5 separate regions of the Homo sapiens genome follow, and all the other regions are linked to region 5. The links are chromatin contacts, found by Hi-C or POLR2A ChIA-PET in ENCODE. All regions are on one chromosome and are shown on one strand. Each heading gives the region's core, a stretch centred on a gene start or an enhancer-like site at or near the end of the contact. The rest is flanking DNA. Distances are from core to core; before and after follow the strand shown.

The links. A loop is a pair of places that touch in the nucleus more often than their neighbours do. ChIA-PET counts read pairs that join two places held with the same protein, here RNA polymerase II (POLR2A). Pooled maps may share reads with other maps.
Region 1: a pooled map shows a loop between it and region 5 (4-fold over the local background). The contact joins two enhancer-like sites. A Hi-C loop is called at or near these places in 7 of 37 single-sample maps with no recorded cell type and 3 of 50 pooled maps. POLR2A ChIA-PET finds 5 or more read pairs at or near these places in 5 of 52 experiments (GM12878, OCI-LY7, PC-3 and 2 more).
Region 2: a loop to region 5 is called in a map with no recorded cell type, with 5 times the contacts of the local background. The contact joins two enhancer-like sites. A Hi-C loop is called at or near these places in 1 of 168 maps with a recorded cell type or tissue (PC-3), 2 of 37 single-sample maps with no recorded cell type and 4 of 50 pooled maps. POLR2A ChIA-PET finds 5 or more read pairs at or near these places in 2 of 52 experiments (GM12878 and WTC11).
Region 3: a map with no recorded cell type shows a loop between it and region 5 (5-fold over the local background). The contact joins two enhancer-like sites. A Hi-C loop is called at or near these places in 13 of 37 single-sample maps with no recorded cell type and 4 of 50 pooled maps. POLR2A ChIA-PET finds 5 or more read pairs at or near these places in 1 of 52 experiments (WTC11).
Region 4: a map with no recorded cell type shows a loop between it and region 5 (6-fold over the local background). The contact joins two enhancer-like sites. A Hi-C loop is called at or near these places in 1 of 168 maps with a recorded cell type or tissue (OCI-LY7), 28 of 37 single-sample maps with no recorded cell type and 5 of 50 pooled maps. POLR2A ChIA-PET finds 5 or more read pairs at or near these places in 1 of 52 experiments (GM12878).

The regions. Positions count from the first base shown.
Region 1 is chr5:78,543,189-78,548,063 of GRCh38, forward strand. All of the region lies in intron 3 of LHFPL2 (LHFPL tetraspan subfamily member 2), which reads right to left. Among named protein-coding and RNA genes, the nearest start is that of LHFPL2, 100 kb to the right of the region's middle. RefSeq lists enhancers at 1-277, 278-1,095, 3,804-3,963. Within about 2 kb of position 1,484, at least 2 of the 41 ENCODE cell types and tissues checked have a DNase peak (open chromatin) inside an H3K27ac peak, as active enhancers do.
Region 2 is chr5:78,589,574-78,594,144 of GRCh38, forward strand. All of the region lies in intron 2 of LHFPL2 (LHFPL tetraspan subfamily member 2), which reads right to left. Among named protein-coding and RNA genes, the nearest start is that of LHFPL2, 57 kb to the right of the region's middle. Within about 2 kb of position 1,883, at least 7 of the 41 ENCODE cell types and tissues checked have a DNase peak (open chromatin) inside an H3K27ac peak, as active enhancers do; they include GM12878, where a contact is called at or near this core.
Region 3 is chr5:78,572,341-78,577,008 of GRCh38, forward strand. All of the region lies in intron 2 of LHFPL2 (LHFPL tetraspan subfamily member 2), which reads right to left. Among named protein-coding and RNA genes, the nearest start is that of LHFPL2, 74 kb to the right of the region's middle. RefSeq lists an enhancer at 1,093-1,142. Within about 2 kb of position 1,856, at least 8 of the 41 ENCODE cell types and tissues checked have a DNase peak (open chromatin) inside an H3K27ac peak, as active enhancers do.
Region 4 is chr5:78,886,904-78,891,905 of GRCh38, forward strand. The region is part of intron 4 of ARSB (arylsulfatase B); the gene reads right to left. Among named protein-coding and RNA genes, the nearest start is that of ARSB, 96 kb to the right of the region's middle. RefSeq lists an enhancer at 658-707. Within about 2 kb of position 2,073, at least 6 of the 41 ENCODE cell types and tissues checked have a DNase peak (open chromatin) inside an H3K27ac peak, as active enhancers do; they include OCI-LY7, where a contact is called at or near this core.
Region 5 is chr5:78,725,157-78,730,205 of GRCh38, forward strand. The region is part of intron 3 of LOC124900191 (a long non-coding RNA gene); the gene reads right to left. Among named protein-coding and RNA genes, the nearest start is that of LHFPL2, 79 kb to the left of the region's middle. RefSeq lists enhancers at 2,630-2,924, 2,890-2,999. Within about 2 kb of position 2,740, at least 4 of the 41 ENCODE cell types and tissues checked have a DNase peak (open chromatin) inside an H3K27ac peak, as active enhancers do; they include GM12878 and OCI-LY7, where a contact is called at or near this core.

The DNA of each region.
Region 1 (4,875 bases), core at 234-2,733, 180 kb before region 5:
AACCAGACACCACCTCCTCACCCGGCATCTATAAAACCCTTTGCATTTCACCGCAGATCGGCAACCTGTTTGGGACCCCTCTCTCTGCAACAGAGACAGCCATTCTCTTTCTTCTGCCTTTTAAATTTCTCCTCCTAACCTCATTCCTTGTGTGTCCACGTCCTTGATTTCCTCAGTGAGACAACGAACTTCAGGTATCACCCCAGACAACGAGGCTGCTTCAGTGGGAATCTCCCTGGGGCTCTGTCCCTACAAGCAGGGGCACAGCATGCATCCACAGAGCTCTCTGGGCTCCAGGTGGGCCTCCACCTGGCCATTCTCCCTCACTGCCCCTCTGAGAGAGTGCGGCACAGTAGGAGAGCCAAGCCCTCAGCCTTGTCCCTGAGAGAATCCTCAGACCCCAGGCCTGGCCTTCTGGCTGCAGGGATGAGGTCAGGAGCCAGCAAAGCCCAGGGCAGCCCCACTAGGGCTGCAGGTCCCAGAAATCCCCAGGATACAGGGGACCAAGGTGAGGCTGAAGAGCGACCCTTTCCTCAGCAAGTCAAGTCACCTTCAGGAACACACAGCTGGAGGACTAAGGGAGACAGGTGAGATGTGTGTATAGTGACAAGGACAAAATAGGAAGATTAGAGCAAGACATCATGCCATTGCTGCACGTGAACTAAAGGCAGAGAAGATGACTTGGGACGGGAGGTGGAGGGGAGAGTCTGACTTTGCCTTTGATTGTCTCTTGCAATTCCAGGTGGAGATAGCAGAGACTCAGAATGGTGGAAGTCAATCTACCTCCAGTGGCAGATATGCCCAGGTGAGAGGGGCAGGCTGGCAAGCACTCTTCCCTGGCTCTAGTGAAGGGCACTGAGGGAGTGCTGAGGACAATCACTGACCACCCACCAGTGCCAGGACAGCAATGGCTTGACCTGCCCATTCAGAGTCCCTTGTTATGGCAGCTTCCCACGTGGCTGTCTTCCAGATATAGTTTGTCCTCTTACTTGAAGCCCCCAACCTGTGAGAACTTCAACACCCCAGCTGCTGTAGACAGTAAACTCCAAGAGGGGATCATGTGTCTCTCCCACAGGCAACACTGCATCCTTGCACAGGCATCTGGCACACAGAGCAGGTCTGCAATAAATATCTATTGCACGACACCTCAGAGGGTAAAGCAGAGCTCAGGTCTTTGGTTTTGCATCATTACAGGTAGCACATTTTGAACACAATATACAAAAGCAAATCGGCTTCAGCACTCCTGAATTGACATAGTAGGGGACAGGGGTAGACATAAAAAAAAATCTCTAAATGAAAACTAATAGTGGCTTTCTTATAGGGCTACCATTTTTACAGTAAAACTTTAGCTGGGAAAACCTCTGTTGTGATTTTTGTTAATAGGATGTATATGTAGCAGTTGTCTGAATCTTCAAGTAGCTGATCTGTGCGGATGCAGTGACGGAGCCACAGCTTGCTGACCGCAGCAGTTTTAAAGTGACTCATCAGCAAGGTCAGGCCACCTTGGTGGGAAACTGGGGCCAAAGGCAGAAAAGTGTGCCAGGAAGTCCCAGGCCATCTTCTTACACACACACACACACACGTATACACACACACACCCCAAAACAGAAAAAAAAATCCAGCTGAAATGAACGTTCCAGCCTGCATTTAACTCCATTTTAGTCTGCTTTTCAGTAACCAGGACAGCGACAAGCTTTTCTTTCTTGTCTTTTCTTTTTTTAAAAGAAAAAATTCCCTAACCAAAATATGGAATTCATCTGCATTGTAATCCCAAGTGGAGAGTGCACGCATTTCCTCTGGATCGTGCATCACTCACTCCCACTCTCTCTCATTTCTCATGGACAATGAATGGAAACACTCCCTTGTAGGAATTTCAACCGCCACTTTGAGACAGATGTTTTGGAAACCACTGACAAGCTGCTTGTCACTGTGAGGCGGATCATACACTTTCACAGCCATTTGGTCCAAAACCACGCAGAGAGCGCTTCTTCACGTCCAGCTCCAATACGATCTGCAGGGTATTAGATGGCTGATACTTAGCCACTTCTTCATGTCCCCCTTACCCAACACATTCCCCATCAGGAGGCAACACCGAAGGCTCTATCTCAGCAAAGTCACCATTGTCTGCTATAGAATCAAGAGTAGGATTTCTCTGTGAAGATCCAGCATGGTCCAAGCCTTCAATGAAAACACTACTTTCAGGAAGAGAGTTAGGCACTTGGGAAAGAAAATGAACATTTTTAAGCCACCAAGGTACTGTTCATAAATGTCTGCTAGGCAAATGGGGACCTCATGGCTTGAAAGAGTTATTATTCAATACTTCCCAAGCACCCACATAAGTTCATGTTTCTCCCTGAGGGCCTCACTTGCTCCATGAGACGAACTCACTACAGCGTTCATCTTGTTTAAAAAGACTTGGTGTGATGCGTGGAGGCCGATCATTCGAGCCACCTGGATGTGCTGTGAAATAGTTTCTCAAGCAGTCCCAGCTTTTCCAAATGCACCTATCAAAACAAACCTAAGTGCCTGTTAAATTCACTCTTTAGGAGACCTACTTTGTTCCAACAGAGTCAACTGACCGAAGATAACTTTCTGCAGAATCTAAGACACTCGCCTGAACAATCTTATTGGCCAGAATAAAGAATAAGACACTGGTTCATATACATTTGGAAGGGTATGAAGTCAGTCAAGGGCAGACCCTCAAAAAGACTCATCCTTACTTCTCAGTCTTTAGCTAAGGCCATGATACAGAGGCTGAAATGAAGAAACTAAGATACAATCTGAGAAAAATACCCAAACTTTAAAACTTAAAACCTGTGCAAAAGTTGCTCTCCTATACCTTGGTCATGTTACTTACTGAGTTCTAATTTCTACGGTACCACTAAAAACTCTGGAGTGACCGTCTGTGAGCCATTAAACCCAAGCACAAACGCACACTTTCAGGGCTGTACATGTCTGCGTAGTTTTTGCACACATTGTTAAGATTATACTGCTGGCTTATTTTCTCTATATTCTCTTTTCTACGATAAAGATCATTTACATGCAACATTAAATTTCAACTTTATATGGGGCAATTTTTGAGTGGATTGATCATAAAGCCGCATCTCTGGCAGGAAAGACACTTTTCAAAGTAGCCGTTCTGAGGCACTCCACTCACTAAAACCATGAGAGGGACACGGCAGCAGTGTATGCAAGGGCATCGGCTCTAGCCAAGAGGGCCTATCCCCACCCCCACTACTTTATCCTTGGGCAAACCACTCAACCTCAAGACTCAGCTTCCCCATGCATGAAACAGGGATAATAATAGAACCTACATTTTGTAGGATGAGCAATGCATCCTAGAAACAGTGATCAACAAATGGAAAGCTCTCCATAAATGATATTTTTTATCACATGATTCTCAGTAACCTCGACTCCAGGACTTGCTGGTGCTTACTTAGAACACCACAATCTGGCAGAATCACCTGCACATATGACTAGAACTGGCCTCCTGTCTCCTTGCTACTTAGAGGTCACAGTCTGCGTCTTCTGTGTATATTGACTACGAGTTTCTTGATGACATAGTGGTCACACAGAAACATCTATTTGTTTAGTGCTTTGCTTTTGGCTGCTTCCAAATGTCTGTGGATTGATCGATGCAGATCCCAGAAATGTAATCATTAGTTGCCTGGCTAAAGAGGTTTCTCTCTGTTTGTTTTTATTAGAAGTCAGTCCTCTGAACCTGTGGTTTGCAAACTTTCTTTTTGAGCATGAAACACTGTTTACAGAATCTGACAAACAACCCCAGTTCTGCATAGGAAACAGATGAAAGCAGAACTGTACTGGTAAAAAAAAAAAAAAAGTAGGGGGTTGAGGAGGGTCCCCTTGGCCCCCATCACCTCCAGGTAGCTCCTAAAATGTCCCTAGAAAGTGGAACACTCTGTGGAACAGGCTCAGAAGGGCGCTGATCTAAACCATCCTTCCAATTTCCATCTTATGGCCTAGAAATGCCACTCAGCCCGAACCCTAAGAGGCTCACCGGGGCACTCCTGCTCCTCATCTCACGGCTGCATCAGTAACAACAGAGGCAGAGCCCACAAACCACGATCTTGTGCTTCCTAAATGTTCCCAACATGGCTGTGGGCTGGGCAGACACACAAACCCTTCCTTTCTTTGTTTTACTGACTACACATTGAGTTACATCAACTCCCCAAAAGCAATGTCCTAGGACCACAGTGTTTACATGGCTGTGCCAGCCAGCACACATGACGTCTGATATCATTACTCTGGGCTTCTGGAGGAGCCATAGTGCATTTACACTTCTTTATACTCACTGAGCAGTGGCATGGAAACCAAGGTCAATCCAATCTATCAAAACCTCACCAAAATTTTAAAATAATTTGCAATGAAAATGCCTTTCTCATGGTGGAATACACAGTCCTTCCAATGTCTGTGAAGTACCAGCACAGTTTCCACACGTATGAAATATTAACAGGGACAAAAAAAAAATTGAGAAATTCAGAGGAGGGGATCAGGATAACAAAGCAGCTGGAGAAAGTCATTGCTTCAGAAAGCACCAGGACTAGGAAGCAGGCCCCGCCTCCTCGGTTTAACTGCCGCTCAGCGGAAGCATGACGTAGGTCTCACTGTGGGAACCCAGAGGTACAGGGGGCCTGTTCAGGGTGGTCTGAGGGAGACTGGCCAGGAGGGTTGGGGCTGGAGCCAACCAACAAAATATCCCAACCCATCGTGAAGAAAATATTTCCTCCTCAGGAAAGGCCGCTACATCTCCCCAGGGAATGGCTGGAAGACTCCCAGCCTGAGTCATTCGGAAACAGATTTACAAAGCACTCGGGAGGATCCCGAGGGAATGATCAGGCCGAGACGGAGGAAGAG
Region 2 (4,571 bases), core at 633-3,132, 140 kb before region 5:
CAAATGGTGTCTACTCTTGCCCGCCTTTCCCTGTCCCTCCTCAACCTGCACCCGCATGAATAGGTGAGCAGAGATGTCTGCTACAGGGCCAGCCTTGTGCACTTCTCTACAGCACTCACCACCCAGCAGCATACGTGCTGGTTCATGTCTGCCTCCTCCAGCAGACCATGGGTTGGCTCCTTGAGGACGGCCACTATGTCTGGTTCACCTCATATGCTCAAGGCCTCGCCTGATGCCCAGTCCAGAGCAGGACACAACACAGTTAACTGAATAAATGCATGAATGGTGGCCATCCAGATAGTCCCTGATGCACCAAGGATTGGTTCATTTGACAATTATTGTAAGTTAAAAGGGGCCCAAAATTAAACCTAGCCCCTGCAGGTGGTCATCTCAGAATATGACCTGTGTCACATGTAAGACCACCTCTTGTAAACGGCATTTCATTAGTCTATGTAATTAGATATCCATATAACTAAAATATATTTATATCATTATGAAACTTGCCTGCTACGAAATGCTCTTGCATCATTATACAAACACCCACACTTTCACACACATGGCTCTACTAGAGCTCGTTCCTCATGATAGCTCTTTTTCATCCCTTTTGGTCCAGGAAGACCTAGCCAGGAACAACAACAACAACAACAACAACAAACGGGCAACAGTGTTAGAGGTATGTTGTAATGAAAAGCTACTTTCAGGTCATTATCTTTCCGCCTTGACAAGTATCTGGCAAGAGAGCAGATACAAACATAAGCAAAATGAAATCAAGGTCTTTATACTGTACCTAGAACTTTAAAGTCACTTTACCTTGCCTCTTCATTTTTTCTAACTATATTGAAATCATTTTTCCTTCTGATTTCACATATTTTTTTAACAACTAATAAATACTATAAGTAAAGTTTGTACCAAAGATAGTGTGGTGGGATGTTATTCAATTTTTTTTTCCAGTTTAGAACTGGGTCTTCCTCCTGAGAAGAATCACAGAGGCATACAATTCTCTCTTAAAATTTAAGTGTAAAATTGTTGGACAATTTATTTTTTGAAACATCTATGATGTTACTCTTGGATTTAATAAAAGTCAATGTACTCATGCTACGAAGGGCCTTTTACCCAGAATACATTTATATTTCACTAAACAGTCATACGAAACCTAGAAATAGTTGTATCATCCATGCTGGAACATTTAGTCTTACCAAAATAATGTAGAACAGCGTAAAGTCATAATACGTCTCTAGAAGATGTTCTCTAAATGGATAATGCAGATCATGTTTTTTGTTACCACTGGTTTATAGCTAAGAATGTTTCCTAGTCTCTCAAAGGCCTCCGATTCTATTTAGGGATCTTTGACCCTTTATACCTGGGGGTTTGTGACATTTCTGAGAAAATCAAACTGTTTACCAGTAAAAATTAGACAAATATTTCTGAGCCAAATATTTCTATTTTTTTGCCATAAAAAGTTAGCCAAATATTTAACCTAGTGACAAAATGAATGCACTAATTTGTGGTGGAAGAGGGAAATCTGACTTCCTACTTTTGTAAAATCTCCTCAGGCTTAGTCCCTATCTATACAGAAAGAAACTCCCAGGAAGTAAAACGCTAATGACTTGGTGTGTACATGTAAGTTTACAGAAAAAAATGAAGACGAGGGCCTAACCCCCTAATGACCAATGTTTGTTCCCATGACCAAACAACAAATGAAATTCAAAGAACGGGGGAAGCAGTTGACCTCAAGTGCCCTGCAACATTTTTCCCTTTGCAGCTTTTGAAACCGTTTAGTTTCTTTATCTTTATTAGGACATTTTCCTCATCAAATTAATGAGTCACTAAACAAAAGGCTTACTAAAATGTTTACCTCTGAGAATAAACTATCTGGTAAGACTCTAGGAGAAAAGACGAGTCATAATTTGCCATTGCTTTTCAATGAAATCATCTGGGAAAAGCAAGGCAGAAAGTGGGGGTAGGAAGAGAGGATGACAACATAAAATTCAAAGCAAATCCCGAGGCCAACTCTGAGAAAATGTTTGTGATCCTTTGTGTCCTGTAATCCTTGACATTGTCGCGTCTACCCTCCTGCCTTTATGGAACACTTTCTTTCTGACAATTATTAAATAAGACATTCTTGTGGAACACTTAGCTTTGTTAAAACCAACTCTGGTACAAGGGAAAGGAGGGGAGGAGAAGCCAGGAGACCTTGTGCCATGGGGGCTGCAGAAACAGAAAGGAAGCTTACTAGTTGAGGCAGCAAGAGCAAACACAAGGCACATGTAGAACACGGATAGGAGAAAAATAAAGGGCAGCACATATAATCACCAGGTTTTCTTATTGTTCTTTCTGGGCACACACAACTGGCATGAACATGTGGTTGACAGGTCTGAGAACTGATTCCTAGAGACAGAGCTGGCGCAGGAGGGCTGGGAAGTGGGCACTATCTGCTCCATCTGGAGAGTGTCTGAAAGACGTGGTTCCCTTCAACTCATTTTCATTTGATGGTCTTTTCCCAGTGCTCAAGAGCACAGTCTTCAATTAACAGGCAGTACAATAGTCCTTTAACAAGCAACATGGACCTACAATGAGGGGTCAAAGAGAAGTCAAATGCGTGGCAACAGAACTCCAGCCAGGAAATTCTGGAAGACTTCAGAAGTACTCAGACACGGCAAGGCATTCTCTCCCAAACGCTCAGGAAGGACAGAGAGCACCTCTCTCAAAGGAGTGCGGGATGGATGCCTCAGATTTCAGAGGTAGCCTCTGCAGATCCACAGCAAATTCTACTGAGGGAATTCTTTCCTCTAGAAGACGCTCTAAGAGTAACAAAAAGTAAGAGCTAATTTGGGTTTGTCTCCTGTGTGGTTTCTACTTCTCAGTGCAAACTGCATAAATTCTCTGCCCAGTGCGGGAAGCAGGGTGCTTTTTCCTTCTCTCTCCACCAAAGTTTCACAATTATGTACGAGACTGGCCCTTCTTGAGCATCTTTTGCTTTCTTCACTTCCACTTTCATCTACATTAAGTTCTGCCTGATTACTCTTCAACTTAGTGAAAAATTCAGATACACACACACACACACACATTACTCTTCAACTTAGTGAAAAATTCAGATACACACACACACACACACACACACACATTACTCTTCAACTTAGTGAAAAATTCAGATACACACACACACACACACACACACACATTACTCTTCAACTTAGTGAAAAATTCAGATACACACACACACACACACAATCAGCTGAATTACTCCTGGCCATCCAGATTACTCTTTCTGAATTTTAAAAATTATTCAGAATGAGGAGTTATTGTTTCTTGGGTACAGAGTTTCAGTTTTGCAAGATAAAAGAGTTCTGGAGCTGGTGGTGATGGTTGCACAACAGTGTGAAAACATTCAATACTATGAACTGTATGCTTGAAATGTACATTTTATGTTATGTGTATTTTATCACAATTAAAAACAAAAGCCAACAGGTGCTCCCATGCCTGGTTTTGGCAACTCGCGCATAATCTCTGTCCCCGGTGTCTGGTTGGAAGCAGTCACTACACAGCAGTTCCAGGACACTACCGGGTGCTGACATTCACGGGGGGCGAAAGGAGATGCCAGCTGCTGCTCACAGTGAGTGCTTTTCCCGGGGAGCAGACACAGTATCTGCATCAGACACTCCTGATTCACTTCTCATCCCCATGGGAATCAGGAGAAAGATTTCACAGCCCTCAAGTAAGACATCTAGGTTCCTGGAATTAAGGAAAAGAAGAGCTAAAGTCAAGAGTGCAAGGTCCTGAGATCCCTGGTGACATCTTTCCACCTCTTGTTTTCGATTGAGGAAGACAGCCTGGGGACTTAAAGGCCCCAGCTGTCTCTCCCGAGCACCTCTCCCTTCACACTCCAAAAACAGTATCATTTTCATGACAAAAAGCTCTTTTAAAAAATGCTCCATAAGGTCCTCACAGACCTGGTCCCTGTCTCCAGAAGGTCATGGTTTATGATATACCATTGTGACCATGCTAGTTGAAACATATGGGTAACAGGTGAGCGTACTAAATCAATATTTGAACAAGCAATGATGTATTTATAGTACATCTGGTAGTGGTCAAGGATACACTCTTTGGGAGAAGAGGCAACCTGAGAAGTAACCAGACCAGAGACTGGAAGGACCAAGTGTGTGTGGAAGAACCTGAGAGCTCCATACACAGCCTAGAGGAGCAAGGCTGGACCAATTGTCTATGAAGGCCTCACTCACAAACCAGACGGCATGACTGTCCCCAGTCCTTCCCTACTCTGAAACCTATCCACAAGCTGACCCAGGGAACCCTGCTTGATGAGGCAAGAAGGAGGGGGGATGGAGAGGATATCTCATTCCTATTCGTCTTCAAGGTAACACACACAAAAATAGCAAACTCTTGCATACTGCTTGTTATGAACACTCTTCCAATAACTCGTAGATAGGAACTCATTTAAGCCTCACCAGCCCAGGTACTATTTTATGCACTGACAGAGAAACCAAGATAGAAAAAGGTTAAGGAGCTTGCCCAAGGTTTCAGAGCTAGTTAAGTATGGGGGCCAGACAGTTATC
Region 3 (4,668 bases), core at 606-3,105, 150 kb before region 5:
AAAAGAGTTAGGGCATGTGAAATATCTGAGCTATCTCTTCAAAGCTTAGCCAAATAATTCTACAAAGTACATTTTATATACATATATATATATGTATGTATGTGTATATATATGTATGTGTATATACATGTGTATATATATGTGTATATATATGTGTGTATATATATATATACACACACATATATATATATACACACACATATATATATACTAACTAAATATATGAGGACATTGTAAGACTGTGAAAGACCACTTTCAGTGCCAAATGACAAGTATTTGGGTACAGCATGGACCTAAAAATTGAACATTTACACCAGGCTGTGTTTTTCTTTTTTAGGGCTAGGAGTTACTCAAGAGTTGTTCAGAGTTTAACAGATATACTATTTAACAGATACGGAGTTTAATAGATAATCCTGCATTATCTACAGCAGCAGTCCCCAACCTTTTTGCCACCAGGGACCTGTTTCCTGGAATACAATTTTTCTGTGGGCAATGGGTAAGGGAGAGATGGTTTCGGGATGAAACTGTTCCACCTTAGATCATCAGGCATTAGATTCTCATAAGGAGCATACAACTTAGATTCCTCGCACGCACGGTTCACAATAGGGTTTGTGCTCCTATGAGAATCTAATGCTGCTGCTGAGCTGACAGAAGGTGGAGCTCAGGCCGTAATGCTCGCTCGCCTGGTCCTGCTGTGCAGCTTGGGTCCCAAAAAGGCTTGGGCACCCAAGACCTACAGTGTGAAATAACACTGCATTGCTTCTCATTATCTAGTGGGGAAGAGAAAACAGGCAGGAACTCAATTTCCTGGAACGGGGAGTACAAGGAAAAAACTCATTTCTACAAGATCCATGAACAGAATTGTCTACCATGGTGGGTGCAAGCACTATCGTGACAGCCTTAAACCCAATCCATGAGGAGAAAAACTTCTTGGCACAGACTAAAAAGTAGTGACAAATGTGGCATTTGAGCTAAACTGAAAGGATGACTTAAATGTAAAGGTCCAATTTTAAGATAGGAAAAAATACTGGTTGGCTTAGGTGGTTAGCTTTTAAGTTTGCAACTAACTATAGCTTAGCTAAAAATAACCACCCCAAGTGAATGGCAGGGAAACAAGCGTCACTACAGCTGCCCCACTTAGAAGAGTTGGTCAGGGAAGTTGAGGCCAACACACTCAACCGCTGAAACAGCAGGGAAGGGCATGTTGGAGGTATCTCTGCAGAGGGGGTCTCTCAACAGAGGGACCTGTAAGTTTCACTGGTTAGGCAGAGGAGGAAGTGAGCAGAGCTCCTGCACAGCCTGTCTCTGCTTTCATCTTTTTTCCCCCCATGTTAGAATTTGACTTAAAATTTTGAAGAAAGCACTCACTGTTGAAACAAACACTTTGGAAGCCATTGCCCTGGACCCAAATAATTCTGGGGGAAAAATAAATCACAAGTTTTAAAATTCTAATTTTTATGTCCATTTTTAAATTGATTCAAGATTATCTTGATGGCTACCATGGGGGTAGGTTTGTGCATAGATTAAGAAGTGTGTAAGTTTTAGAATTCTGTAATGTTTGAATTTTGTATAATAGGAATGAACACTTGTCTCATCAAAAGTGCCTAACTAAGATCGTTTACTTCAAACTACTTGTGTTTCCTATATTTTATAGGAAACAAATTGTAACTAAATCCAATAGAAGCAAATACCCAAAACAGAAGAAAATTTCTCTTTTAATGCCAGCTCTTCTCCCAATTCCCAAAGAGGAGGAGAGTACGCTCACGATGAGAACTATGAAGCATTATTTACATAATGTCTGTTCTAACTTAGAGGAGGAAGTTTTGTCTTCAGACTGAAGAGGCCCACTAACAGTGGGCGTGAAGATACTGGTCCGTGGGGAGTATTTCACATTTCCCTTTAGCTGTTAAAGACGTGGGGAGGGTGCCCTCTGTACACCAGGCCCAGCCCTCCAGCAGCAGGGCAAAGGCCCAGCTTGGCCCCAGGAGGAGAGGCTGAGCTGGGATATCCTTCCATGCCCTCTAACCCTTCCCTGTGACCCATGGCACACATGTGAGAGCCAGTTGGTTGGGGTTAAAAGTACAGTCTGGCCAGAGGGCCCAGCTCAGCTAACTGGCCCACATACCAACTGAACCCTGACCCTGGCCTCACCATCTCCATTCTCTAACCAAATGTGTTAATTGGCTGCAGATTCTTGAACTATGTCTCAGATGCATTTCCCAACTAAGAACAACAAAAAAGTGATGGGACATAATTTTGTCTAGTAAGGGAAAACGGTTTTAACCAAACCACTGCTGATCAGCAAATTCAACAATCAGTGGTAAACAACCACCTACAATTGATTGAAGTCCTTTTCCCCACAAGATTTTTCTGTGCTAACAGGTTGCAGATGGCTCGCTGAAACCTTCAGAAAACACTGTCCTCAGAGGCAATTCTGCTGATGCATGTTTTGGTTCCTGAGCTTTCGCTTACATGAAGTGAAGGCTATTCATGCTAAAGCAGGGTGATTCTTCCTCTCTCCAGACCTGTTCTTGCTGAGCGTCACCAAACACCTCACCACCTCAGTCTCTCTGTGTGACTCAGAACTGCTGGCTGTCAGAGCAGGAAGGACCTCAGAGAGACTCTGGCCCAAAGTCATCATTTCATAAAAGAATCGAGAGACGTAAAGTGACCAAAGGTCTTGGTGGCAGAGCTAGGGACCGCTAAACAGACACTGCTTCCTAATCCTGTGTTCTTGCCAGTGGATTATAAAACAGGCTGCTCAGCTGTGCCTCAGGGACCACGTGGCAAGAAGGAGGCTGCAGGCAACCCCCACAGGGCAGCAGCTCTTGATCTGTTTCCTATATTAGGGTTAAACACAAGATTTCATTTGAAAGAAAGGGTTTTGCTGTAAATAAACAAACACCTTGAAAACCACCACATGGAGGGCCAGGCACAGTGGCCCTCCCATGTAATCCCAGCACTTTGGGAGGCCGAGGTGCGTGGATCACAAGGTCAGGAGATCGAGACCATCCTGGCTAATATGGTGAAACCCCGTCTCTACTAAAAATACAAAAAAATTAGCCGGGCGTGGTGGCACGCACCTGTAGTCCCAGCTACTCGGGAGGCTGAGGCAGGAGAATCACTTGAACCTGGGAGGCGGAGGTTGCAGTGAGCCAAGATTGCGCCACTGCACTCCAGCCTGGTGACAGAGCGAGACTCCATCTCAAAAAAAGAAAAAAAGAAAAACCCACATGGCAAAACTAACTCCACAAAATGTCAAAAGAGAGAAATAACTAAAAACATAGGTTTTATTTTAATGAATGTGTCTTTTTAAAATGGAACAAGCAAAGAAAACAGCACTAAAACAAAATGTTATAGCTTAAGAGTTCTCTCCTTTATTTTTCCCTGACCAGGAAAATAACACACACACTACAAAAGACAAAGAGAAGAAAAACAAAGGGAAGATAGTGTAATTTAGTTTCTAGGTCTCTGGAAAAGTCTTCATCCTGCACAGACTGGACAATTTCAAGAAGTAGAGTCGCAGAGGTCATTTAATCTTCTAATTTAAATTTGTAAAACTTTCTTTTTGGAGACAGGGTCTTGCTCTGTCACCTATGCTGGAGCGCAGTGGCCTGGTGCAATCTTACAGGGATGAGCCACTGTGCCCAGCCAAAATATGTAAGATAAATCTGGCCGGGCGCAGTGGCTCACGCCTGTAATCCCAGCACTTTGGGAGGCCGAGGCGGGTGGATCACGAGGTCAGGATATCGAGACCATCCTGGCTAACACGGTGAAACCCCGTCTCCACTAAAAAAACAAAAAATTCTCCGGGCGTGGTGGTGGGTGCCTGTAGTCCCAGCTACTCCGGAGGCTGAGGCAGGAGAATGGCGTGAGCCCGGGAGGCGGAGCTTGCAGTGAGCCGAGATCGCGCCACTGCACTCCAGCCTGGGCAACAGAGCGAGACTCCATCTCAAAAAAAAAAAAAAGATAAATTTTTACTCAAAAAAGAATGAATGAAAGAAATTAGAGTCTTCATAAATTACCCACGAAAAAGTAAATAAATACGTAAAGGTAAGTCTCCCAATTTTACCTTTTGCTCTCCTGTCCGCTGAGCACCTTTATCAGCCTTAAATTTCTCCCATTCCTAAAAAAACAAGTCCTCCCCACAGGTGCTCATGAACCATGAGCTGTGTCTCTTTAAGGGCAGTGGAGGGAGGGAAACTGGTTTGCCACTATGCTGTAGGCGTCTGAACTGGATACAATTTGCAGGAGAAGAGAAGGCCCCAGGGACACTGGAAATTCAACAAGTCACCAAGAACTATGTTCACTGTGGTTTGACATTCCACTAATAACCTTTTCTTTGACTTTTCAATTCTTTGTCATTCTAGGCTCCCACTGGAGCCAGATGAATTTAAAATCTTCTGACAATCTTTTTTTGTTTGTTTGTTTCTTAACTTTTACTTTAGGTTCAGGGGTACATAGGCAGATTTGTTATATAGATACCAACAGTCTTCTTAACTTTTTAAAGTGAAATAGCTTCCAGTGACATTGAACCAAGCAATCTTTTAGCATTTTATAGATCATTTAAAGCCAGCAAACTTGATCATTGGCAATGCAATAGTTCTTTACAGGAAGTACCCACAAGCTAAGTGCAGTTCTTTAGAGATTTTGTTAATAGGTTCAGTC
Region 4 (5,002 bases), core at 823-3,322, 160 kb after region 5:
AAAGAGAATGAACACTTGTTAAGCACTGACTGCACTAGGAGTGACTCTGATTTTGCATTATCTCTCACAGAATCTGGGGTTGGCAGACCTGGAATAGAAGCCTGAGGCCAGACACTCACTAGCTGTGTGGCCAGGGGTGATATACCACCTCAGTTTCCTCGTCTTCATGTGGAAATAACAATCACTAATTGATTTAGTCCATTTTGTGTTGCTATAACAGAATACTGAGACTAGGTAATTTATAAAGAAAACAGGTTTATTTGGCTCACAATTCTGATGACTGATAAGTCCAAGCGCTAGGCACTGGCATCAGTTGCTGGTGAGGGCTTTTGTGCTGCATCATAACATGGCAGAGAAGTGGAAGGAGAGGCAGGTGCAGGTAAAGAGGGACCAAAGAGCAGGAAGAGCCTCACTTTATAACAACCCACTCTCATGGCGACTAATCCATTCCCTTGAGATTGAGAACTCGATCCTGGGAGACAGCATTGATCTATTCATGAGGAACCCGCCCCCATGACCCAAACACTTCCTACTGGGCCCCACCTCCCAAGATGCAGTGGCAATTAGACTTCCACATGAGCTTTGGTGGAAACAAACCACATCCAAACCATAGCACTACTTCATGTATTATGATGGAAATGAAGTGACATTGCTTATGATCTTTTCTTGGCAGGGTACCTGACACAACCTAAGTGCTCAATACATGGTAGTAACTGCTGTTGTTCTTAAAATTTACAACAACCCAAATAGTTTAGTATTATAACCATTTTGTCACGTTTTTTAAAAGGAAGTTTGAAAAAGCCAAACAGTGAATAGATGGCAATGCTAGGATTCCAACAAGGTCTGTGTGACACCCCAGGCCTCTGCCCCTAGAGCACCACACTCCTGCTATCCCTAGTATAGAGTGGGCTCACACATGTAGGCCACATAAACTTTCACTTCCTGATGAAAACCACAAGTACGGTCAACCTCAGCAAAGTGTACACTCTTCCTATGAGTGTACATAGGAAGTTATTTCAAGGTAATGGTAATTCCTTTTAGAGAAGGCTTAGCTGCTGTTGGGGAAGAAATTCAAGGCTCTACTGCCAAGGAAACTTTTGGTGGCGCCCTTAACACACCAGTTCTCAGTTCTTTTCTGTGCTTCTCGAAAGGGAGTAGAGAAGAGTCTTGAGTTAGATCAGGTGAGGAAACAATTCTTCAACACATGGGTCGGTGACAGACAATCTCATCATTTGACATCACAGACTTACAAGAATCTTTCTTCAAACCTCCCCACATCACTTCTTGACAAAAACTCAAGGCCCAAACATTCACTCAGGCCAGTTGTTGAAATACACATTCCATTTCATATTGAAGCTGAGCAGACCCGTATATTCAAAACAACAAAAGGTCACCATCAGTAGAAAGAAGAAATTCCTCCATGTTCATGATACTGCACAGAGTAGCAATCACTCATAACCAATGTATCGAAACTTAGAAGAAGGTGCTATTCATGTGATACAAAAATACACTGGAAAGAAATACCTACACTCTTCCCGTGATATCAAGAAAGGCTGAGACAGAACGATTATTTCACTCTGTTGTCTGGATTGCTGTAAGTGATGCTGGCTCAATACTTTAGAAGAAGCCTGTTGTCTCTGTTTTAAATAGATACACTTCTCTGAGGTATTATGTAGTGTCCTTCAGTTGCACATATTTGTTAGTGCTCAACGGAAAGTATTGGATGAAGATGGTGGTGGAAATAAGAGTGGAGATGATGGGGACAAGGGTGGCTGGATCTGGAATCTGATTCTAGGAGCAGCTCTTCAGTTATGACTCAGATAGGAAAATTCTCCGGGTTGTACAGAGAATTTGGCCACTTTTGCTACTGTAGGAAAGGGAAGGTGTTTCCACATATCATTAGGGGAGGCCACGGATGTAGTAAGTGTGACTGTTTTTGCAATTAGTTCTCTGTGATGTTTTGCCATTAGCAATAAGCGATTCTATCAACAGTTATTCTTTTTAAGAGCACTCCAAAGAGAAAGCACTGTCAATGGACACATGTGCAACTTCTCCAAGGCTCTCCTGGCATAGCGCCAACTGCAGATGTGGCCTCAGCAGAAGGGCAGTTCAGCTTCGCCTGTCCTTGTACCCCCACAGATGGCACCTGGCCGATGGTTGCCACTTATCAGCAATGGGGCAGAATCCACTGAGTTAGGACATTAGTTGGTTAACTATATGAGAAATAGGGTGCGGTCCATAAGTTCTAGTTCAGTCTCCTGGGTATTTCAAAGAATTCAACATAAAACTGGTAGGAGTAGCAACAAGAATAAAATAAGCTCTTTTGCAACAAGGTGGAAAAGGGAGTTTCCTATATTGCTCACTGAAGTTTGACATAAATTAGAATTTAAAAAGACAATGGAACCATCAGCATTTCAAAGACGTTTCTTCTCATTTTCCCTTCTAGTTTTATTTTTCGGCAAAAGTTAATTTCTTTCTTGTTAAGAATTCATATTCAAGAGAAATTTTTGTTTCATTTCCTGACTGACATATGAAAAAAATTCCAAATCAAAATAAGATGACGCCAGCTCCTAAAAGAAGCAAAGAAACGTTTTTTCAGGGAGATGGTTTTGCAGCAATGTTTTGGCACAGGGAAAATCTAATTATAAGGCCTTTACTGTCTAGAAAAGAAATGTCAAAGTAAGACAAACATTATCATATACAGACCGTAAATCTCACTTTATTATTCACTATTGAACAAAAATAACTGTCAAAAAGTCATGGAAAAATATTGGTTTGCCAAAGATCTAAGCAAAAACATTAAGTATATGACAATGAAGCCTCATCCATATCCAGCTGATAAAAATCAAAATGAAACCATGACAACAGCATTAATTTTTAGAACTACTCCCCAAACAATTTAATGTGTGGCTTGGCCGTGGAGGGCTGCCCTGAAACATCATCTCTACCCCAACATCCCTGTGCATGCTTCAGCTGGGGCTTACCCTAGTCATCCTTCCCAACCTGACTCAAAGATCACAAAAGGAAAAGCAAGGAAGGCTCTAGCAGCCTCATACCAAGCCTGGACATCTCTTTGAACACGGCCCTGATGCAAGGGTGACTAACAGATGAGTAGGCAACATCGTTTCAAAAATGGAGAAGCCTCTTTGTCCCAGAAAAGTATCTGCTTGTTGATGGTTGATTCTTTGGATTTTTTTTTAAATTACTGAGAGGCAAACTGGAGTGCTAATATATGTCTTAGTACACATCTAAAGGATTCGGTAAATTCAATCTTCTCCTGCTAAAAGATTTTGGAGACATTATCTACCTAGATATTCAAATTACATTCTGATATTCTCAAATCTTATCTTTTTTTTTTTTTTTTTGAGACAAAGTCTCACTCCTCCAACCAGGATGGAGTGCAGTGGCAGGATCACAGCTCACTGCAGCCTCGATCTCCTGGGCTCAATCAATCCTCCCACTTCAGCCTCCCAAGTAGCTGGGACTACAAGTGTGTGCCACCACGCTTGGCTACTCTTTCCCTGTTGCACTACATTGAATCATTTCTGACAGAATGTGCATTTGATTCTGCCAAGTCTACCTTTAAAACAGCTTTCCAATCATCCCCCCTTCTGCAGCCCATTGCTTTAGGTCAGGCACTCCTCTGTCTGGGCTCCTGGGCTAATTTATATACCGCTTCAAGTTCCCACCAGAGGTGTTTGTAAAACCCAAAATCAATCAGGCCACATGCATGTTTAAAGACCTGATTGCTTTCCAATCAGGGAAAAAGTTCCAACTTCAGGCCCACATATAGAATCCTTCATATCTGCCCCCAACCTCCTTTTTGGGTATCAACTCCTGTCCTCCCCCATAAAAAGTGCCCTGAGCTTCAGTCACGTAGAACTAACTTCTCCCTGTTGTTAGAATATGTCATGCCCTTTCATGCTAATTTTGCCTTTGCACATGTTGGCTCCCTTGCCTAAAGTGCCACGGGTTAAAGATCATATCTTCTGTGAACCTGCCACTTAGTGCCCTAGATGGTCTTCATCTCTGCTCTGTATTTCTGCTACATTTTATGTGCACATTTTCTACTATACTTAGCTCTGTCTATTGTTAATCAGTTGTTCATGGCTTTGTCTTCCCCATGAACTCTGCTTCTCAAGAGCAAAAAGTTTCTTAATGTTTTTATTTCCAAGACCTAGCACAGGACCTACCACACAGAAGGGCTCAATGATTTGGAGGAACAAATAATTAGGGAAAAGGCCACTCACCGAAAATAGAGGTTAAAGGCACTAAACATTAACTTAGGTCACTGCATTGTTTTTTCTAAGCCTTTGTCCAGCTACTCTGTGACCTTGACTTTTCATTGGCTATTCTACATACTGCTGCTTAAACTATAGGAGCTGGCAAGGGGTGCTCTTGGACCCCAGTGAGAATTTAAGTAAATCAAACCCTCAAATATCAGAATTGTTTGTCTAATCTGGTCCCTGGTCAGTTATGTTGGAGTCTAAGAGGGTTGATTGGGAGCATTTCAAGAAGCATCAGTCTTGGCCTGGAAGAAAGAACTCACTTATTCCTTTAACACATCTTTCTTGAGTGCTGCCATGTTCCAGGGACCACTCCAGATCTGGAAAAAGGGCAGCAAACAGGATGGACAAGGTCCTGTCCCTCACGGAGTGAGTGAGAAAAAGAGATAAGATCTCTCCATTCATGGGAGGCAATGACTGGGCTTTGTGGAGGAGCTGAAACCATAAGGACAGGACAGAGCCAGCCAAGTGACCACCAGAGAGATGAGAGCCCAGGCACAGGGAGCAGGAGGCCTTATGCAATCGCACATTAGAGACTAGGGTGTCTGTGTCAAGGCTGCTTCTTAATTAAAGACTAGTTATACTATTAGGTATACTCTGCTGCCAGAAGTTAAGGAAAACTTGAGCTAAATGATGACTAGGTATAAACAAAAAGGTATAGGTCTAGGTGTTTTATGACCATCATCACTTTCCCCTATCACCCCTACTGCCCCATG
Region 5 (5,049 bases), core at 1,490-3,989:
AATGAGACACTGTCTCAAAAAATAAAGTTTTAGTCAATTTATGTTTTATATTTTAATTGTAGAAAATGTTAAAAATATAAGAAAACATTAAAATTACTCATAACCTCACCTCCCAGAAAAAGAATTAACATTGTGTTTCACTTTTGTCCCATATATACATGCATTTTTAAAATCTGTTTTGTGCCCTGAGTTCTGCTCAGGTTTGTCCCTTTCTCTGATGATCAAGGCTTGGTACGTGAGTCAAGGTGGTCACCCCAGTTGCCATCTTCTCTCTGGATAAGTTCATTCCTTACAGGATGCTCAGGCTCTCATTCAAACTTCTGGTGGGCCTGCCCCAGCAGTTTCCAGAAAAGCCCAGGCATTTCTGAACTTTATTTTGTATTTATTTATTTATTTATTTATTTATTTATTTTAAGACAGAGTCTTGCTCTGTCACCCAGGCTGGAGTGCAGTGGCATGATCTTGGCTCACTGCAGCCTCCATCTCCCAGGTTCAAGCAATTCTTGTGCCTCAGCCTCCCAAGTAACTGGGATTATAGGCACGTGCCGTCACACGGGGCTAATTTTTTGTATTTTTAGTAGAGACAGGGTTTCACCATGTTGGCCAGGCTGGTCTCGAACTCCTGACCTCAGGTGATCTGTCTGCCTCGGCCTCTGAAAGTGCTGGGATTACAGGCATGAGCCACCACACCTGGCTATGAACTTTAGCTTGGACTCAATCTGGACCATGCTCCCATGCCCTGGTCCCCAATATTCTTTGTGAAGAAGGATAACAGAAACATGGCAGCTGCATTCTAATATTGGAAGGGTGATTATGGAGCAGAAGGGGCACAGAGGCTCTTTGAAGCTCTAGGGGACAAAACTAGGTTGGGTGGAAAGTAGAATAGCTTACTTCAGAAGCAGAGAGTTCTCTGCCCTTGGCAATATTCACTTGTGGGGATGGCTGTGGGATCGAGCATGGAAAGCAGAGATAGTCAGTGACAGTGTCCTTGTCAGAAGGTTCTGTGACCGTATGTATTTCCAGGGTTGACTCTGTATCTACATGGCATGATTTATGGGTGTCCTGAACATTCTTTTTTCTTTTTTTTGAGATGGAGTCTTGCTCTGTCACCCAGGCTACAGTGCAATGGTACAATTTCGGCTCATTGCAACCTCTGCCTCCCAGGTTCAGGTGATACTCCTGCTTCAGCCTCCCAAGTAGCTAGGACTACAGGTGTGTGCCACCTTGCCCAGCTAATTTTTGTATTTTTAGTAGAGACGGGGTTTCACCATGTTGGCCAGGCTGGTCTTGAACTCCTGACCTCAGGTGATACACCCACCTTGGCCTCCCAAAGTGCTGGGATTACAGATGTGAGCTACCGTGCCTGGCCAATGGTGTCCTGAACATTCTGCCTCCACATCAACAATCTTGATCATGGCTGTAGCCACGGGGCCCAGGACGGGGCCTGGCACATTGCAGGCACTCAGTAAATGTTTGTTGCAATGAATGAATGAACCAACCTGGCTGCAGTGGCTGCTCCTTTGCTCTCCACTTTTAGAGACTATGGACCAGCAGACATGCTGGACTTTGACCAGGGCCTGGTGGGAAGTGCTGAGAACTGCTGGCTTCTTATTTCACAGAATTATCCATTTTCTGTTGTTTCTTGGGAGGGCCCTTGGTCTTAGCTTTCACACAGTGGTATGTAGAATGAACTGGGAGACAGCCAATTTAGGCTTTTTCATCTACCAAACAAACCAAATCCATAACATTTGATTTGATGGATGGAATCCCCGGTGGATGATTTCACTCAGCCCTTTAAACAATGGAATGAGACCACTGGCCTCCTGCAGACTTTCTCTTGATGGGGGGTGAGGGAGGAGTGGTGGTCTGGAATGGGGAGATAAGTGGTAAAGGATGGAGGCTGGGTGCAGTGGCTCACGCTTGTAATCCCAGCACTTTGGGAGGCCAGGGTGGGCAGATCACGAGGTCAGGAGATAGAGACCATCCTGGCTAACTTGGTGAAACCCTGTCTCTACTAAAAATACAAAAATTAGCCAGGTGTGGTGGTGCACACCTGTAGTTCCAGCTACTCGGGAGGCTGAGGCAGGAGAATCACTTGAACCCGGGAGGTGGAGGTTGCAGTGAGCCAAGATTGCACCACTGCACTCCAGCCTGGGTGACAGAGCAAGACTCCATCTCAAAAAAGAAAACAAAAACAAAAACAAACTTGGCCGGGTGTGGTGGCTCACGCCTGTAATCCCAGCACTGTGGGAGGCTGCGGCAGGTGGATCACTTGAGGTCAGGAGTTCGAGAGCAGCCTAGCCAATGTGGCGAAACCCTGTCTCTACCAAAAATGTAAAAAATTAGCTGAGTGTCGTGGCGGGCTCCTGTAATCCCAGCTACTCGGGAGGCTGAGGCAGGAGAATTGCTTGAACCTGAGAGGCGGAGGTTGCAGTGAGCCGAGATTGAGCCCCTGCACTCCAACCTGGGTGACAGAGTGAGACTCCATCTCAAAAACAAACAAACAAACAAACAAACAAACAAAAAACCCTCTACAAAATGGCATTTTAGGACTTTATAATATTAATATTTTTGGCTGCTTTAATGAGTATGAGTAGCTGTTCCATAAGCAGATACTATGTCACATAGGGTAGATTTCAAGCCACTGCTTTAGAAGATGGTATGCTTGAATTGATTGTACACCTGAGGACTGAAGTTGAAACCACCAGCTAGAAGTGAATGCTTTTTGCTTTGTCATGGGCCAGTGGACTTTGCCTGGGAATCTCCCCTGAGCTGAGGCCAGCAAAGGTTGCACTCTGAAAGAGTATGAAAGGGTGGCGATATGTCTCATTGGTGAACCAGGTAATGGAAAATGCCTCTCCTCATCCTGCACAAGAATGCCAAACATCAGCCACAGTGCTCCCTTTTCTTTTGTACCAGTGTGGTTTATAGAAACTGGACAGTATCAGTGGACATTTTCTCTGGGCTTTTAAGGGGAACACATTGTATCTTGAGGCATTTCATCTGCAGAACCTGTACTTAGAACAAAGAAAAACTTCTGCGTGCTCGGTAAACAAAAGATGCCCAGTTTCCCTTCCCCATATTGCCAGCTGCCATGACACACAGTTTGGCCTCAGCCCACTCAACCACAGGTGAATTTGACCACAACCATACACCCTCGCAACCTACCAACTACAGTGACCTAGAGATAGCACTTTCTAAATGTAAAATGTCATTAATATGAGTGTTTATTGTCTAGCAATAAAGTTATGCCTATCATCAAAGTATCCAGGATCCAGAGGGAATGGAATAGGGCAGTAATTTTGAATCTGGTTGTGATAAAAGCCCAAAGCTAGACAGGCAAGAGGAGCGTAAGTGGCATGGCTTTAGCCTGCGTACTCTCAGGGTCTTATCTGCTGTCAGCCAGGTAGGAGCCTGTGGCTTTAATTCTACCTCCCCAACTTCCCACCTCACCCCCAGAACTAAACTGCCATCGGTCTCATATACCCTCCTCTGTCCCCAGTGACTGAAGTCACCTCCAACCAGGCTGTGACTACCAGCCTTCCTTTTTCCCTTCATGATTTTTCCAAGTGAAGGGACTAAATGAAAATATAAAGCAAGTCTTGTGATTTTTCTGAGGCTACATAAACTACCTGCCTCATTCCAGTGAGCTCTGCAGGGGTGTAACCTCCATTTTAACAAGGTTATGATATACTAACCCTCACCCCATCACCCCACAATTCTCTTCTCTCACCATGGACTAAATATTTTTCTTTGTTCCCCCAAAGGAAGCTTACTCCGTAAAGATTTCTGAAAAAAAAAAAATTTTTTTTAAAGGAAAATGTGCCAGGGCAGAGATGGAGGAGGTGGTAGGGCAGGCTGGGAGGGTGGGGTAGGGAGGTCCACAGGCCTCCCTGTTCACATCACACAGAACGTCCCTTAGAAAAACCCTCTAGAGGCCAGGCACAATGGCACATGCCTGTAATCTCAGCACTTTGGGAGGCTGAGGCGGGTGGATGGCAAGGTCAAGAAATCAAGACTATCCTGGCCAACATGGTGGAACCCCATCTCTACTAAAAGTACAAAAATTAGCTGGGTGTGGTGGCGTGTGCCTGTAGTCCCAGCTACTCAGGAGGCTGAGGCAGGAGTATTGCTTGAACCTGAGAGGCAGAGGTTGCAGTGAGCAGAGATCGTGCCACTGCACTCCAGCCTGGCGACAGAGCAAGACTCCGTCTCAAAAAAAAAAAAAAAAAAAAAAAAAAGAAAAAGAAAAAGAAAAGCCCCCTAGACATATCTCTCCCCACCCCCACCCTCCATGTCCCCTGCCTCCGTCTTCTGAAAGCTCCCTTTGCATCAACATTCTAACCTTTCCCTTCATCCCAAACTCCCCATCCCGAATACCTCATCCCTTCTCTCATGCAAAGTAAGTTAGTTCCTGGGCCTGCAGAGACAAGATGACTTTATGGTTCATAAACAAGAGCTCTCCCAGCTACCAGGAGCCCCACTAGTGGAAACATTTTAAATACCTGATCATTTTCCTGGGTTTAAAATTTTTTTTGTTTCGGTTACCTGCACAAACTCATCCAGACAAATTGTACATGGCCTCCCTGGAGGTCCCCCTTGCCAAGCTGAGCCCACAACTTTGATGGTGGCAGCTTCTCGCTATGCCACACTGATTTCTGAAATGAGCTCGAGTCCACAAGTGGACCCCCACTGACCCCCCAGGTAATACACCCCTCAGTTCAGATTCAAAGCTTTTGGGGACCCCACTCACGGGTGGCTTCTAGGTACGCAGCCTTCGTGGCAGCACAGGCCGCATGGCTAGAATGCTCCTGCCTGTGGTTTAATCCTCTGCTGTTGCCATCTTTAATTTTTAATTTTTATGGGTACATAGTAGTTATATATATTTATGGGGTATGTGAGATATTTTGATACAGGCATACAATGCATAATAATTACAACAGGGTAAATGGGGTATCCATCACCTCAAGCATTTATCATTTCTTTATGTTATGAACATTCCAATTATACTCTTTGTTATTTTTAAATGTACTATAAATTATTGTTGAC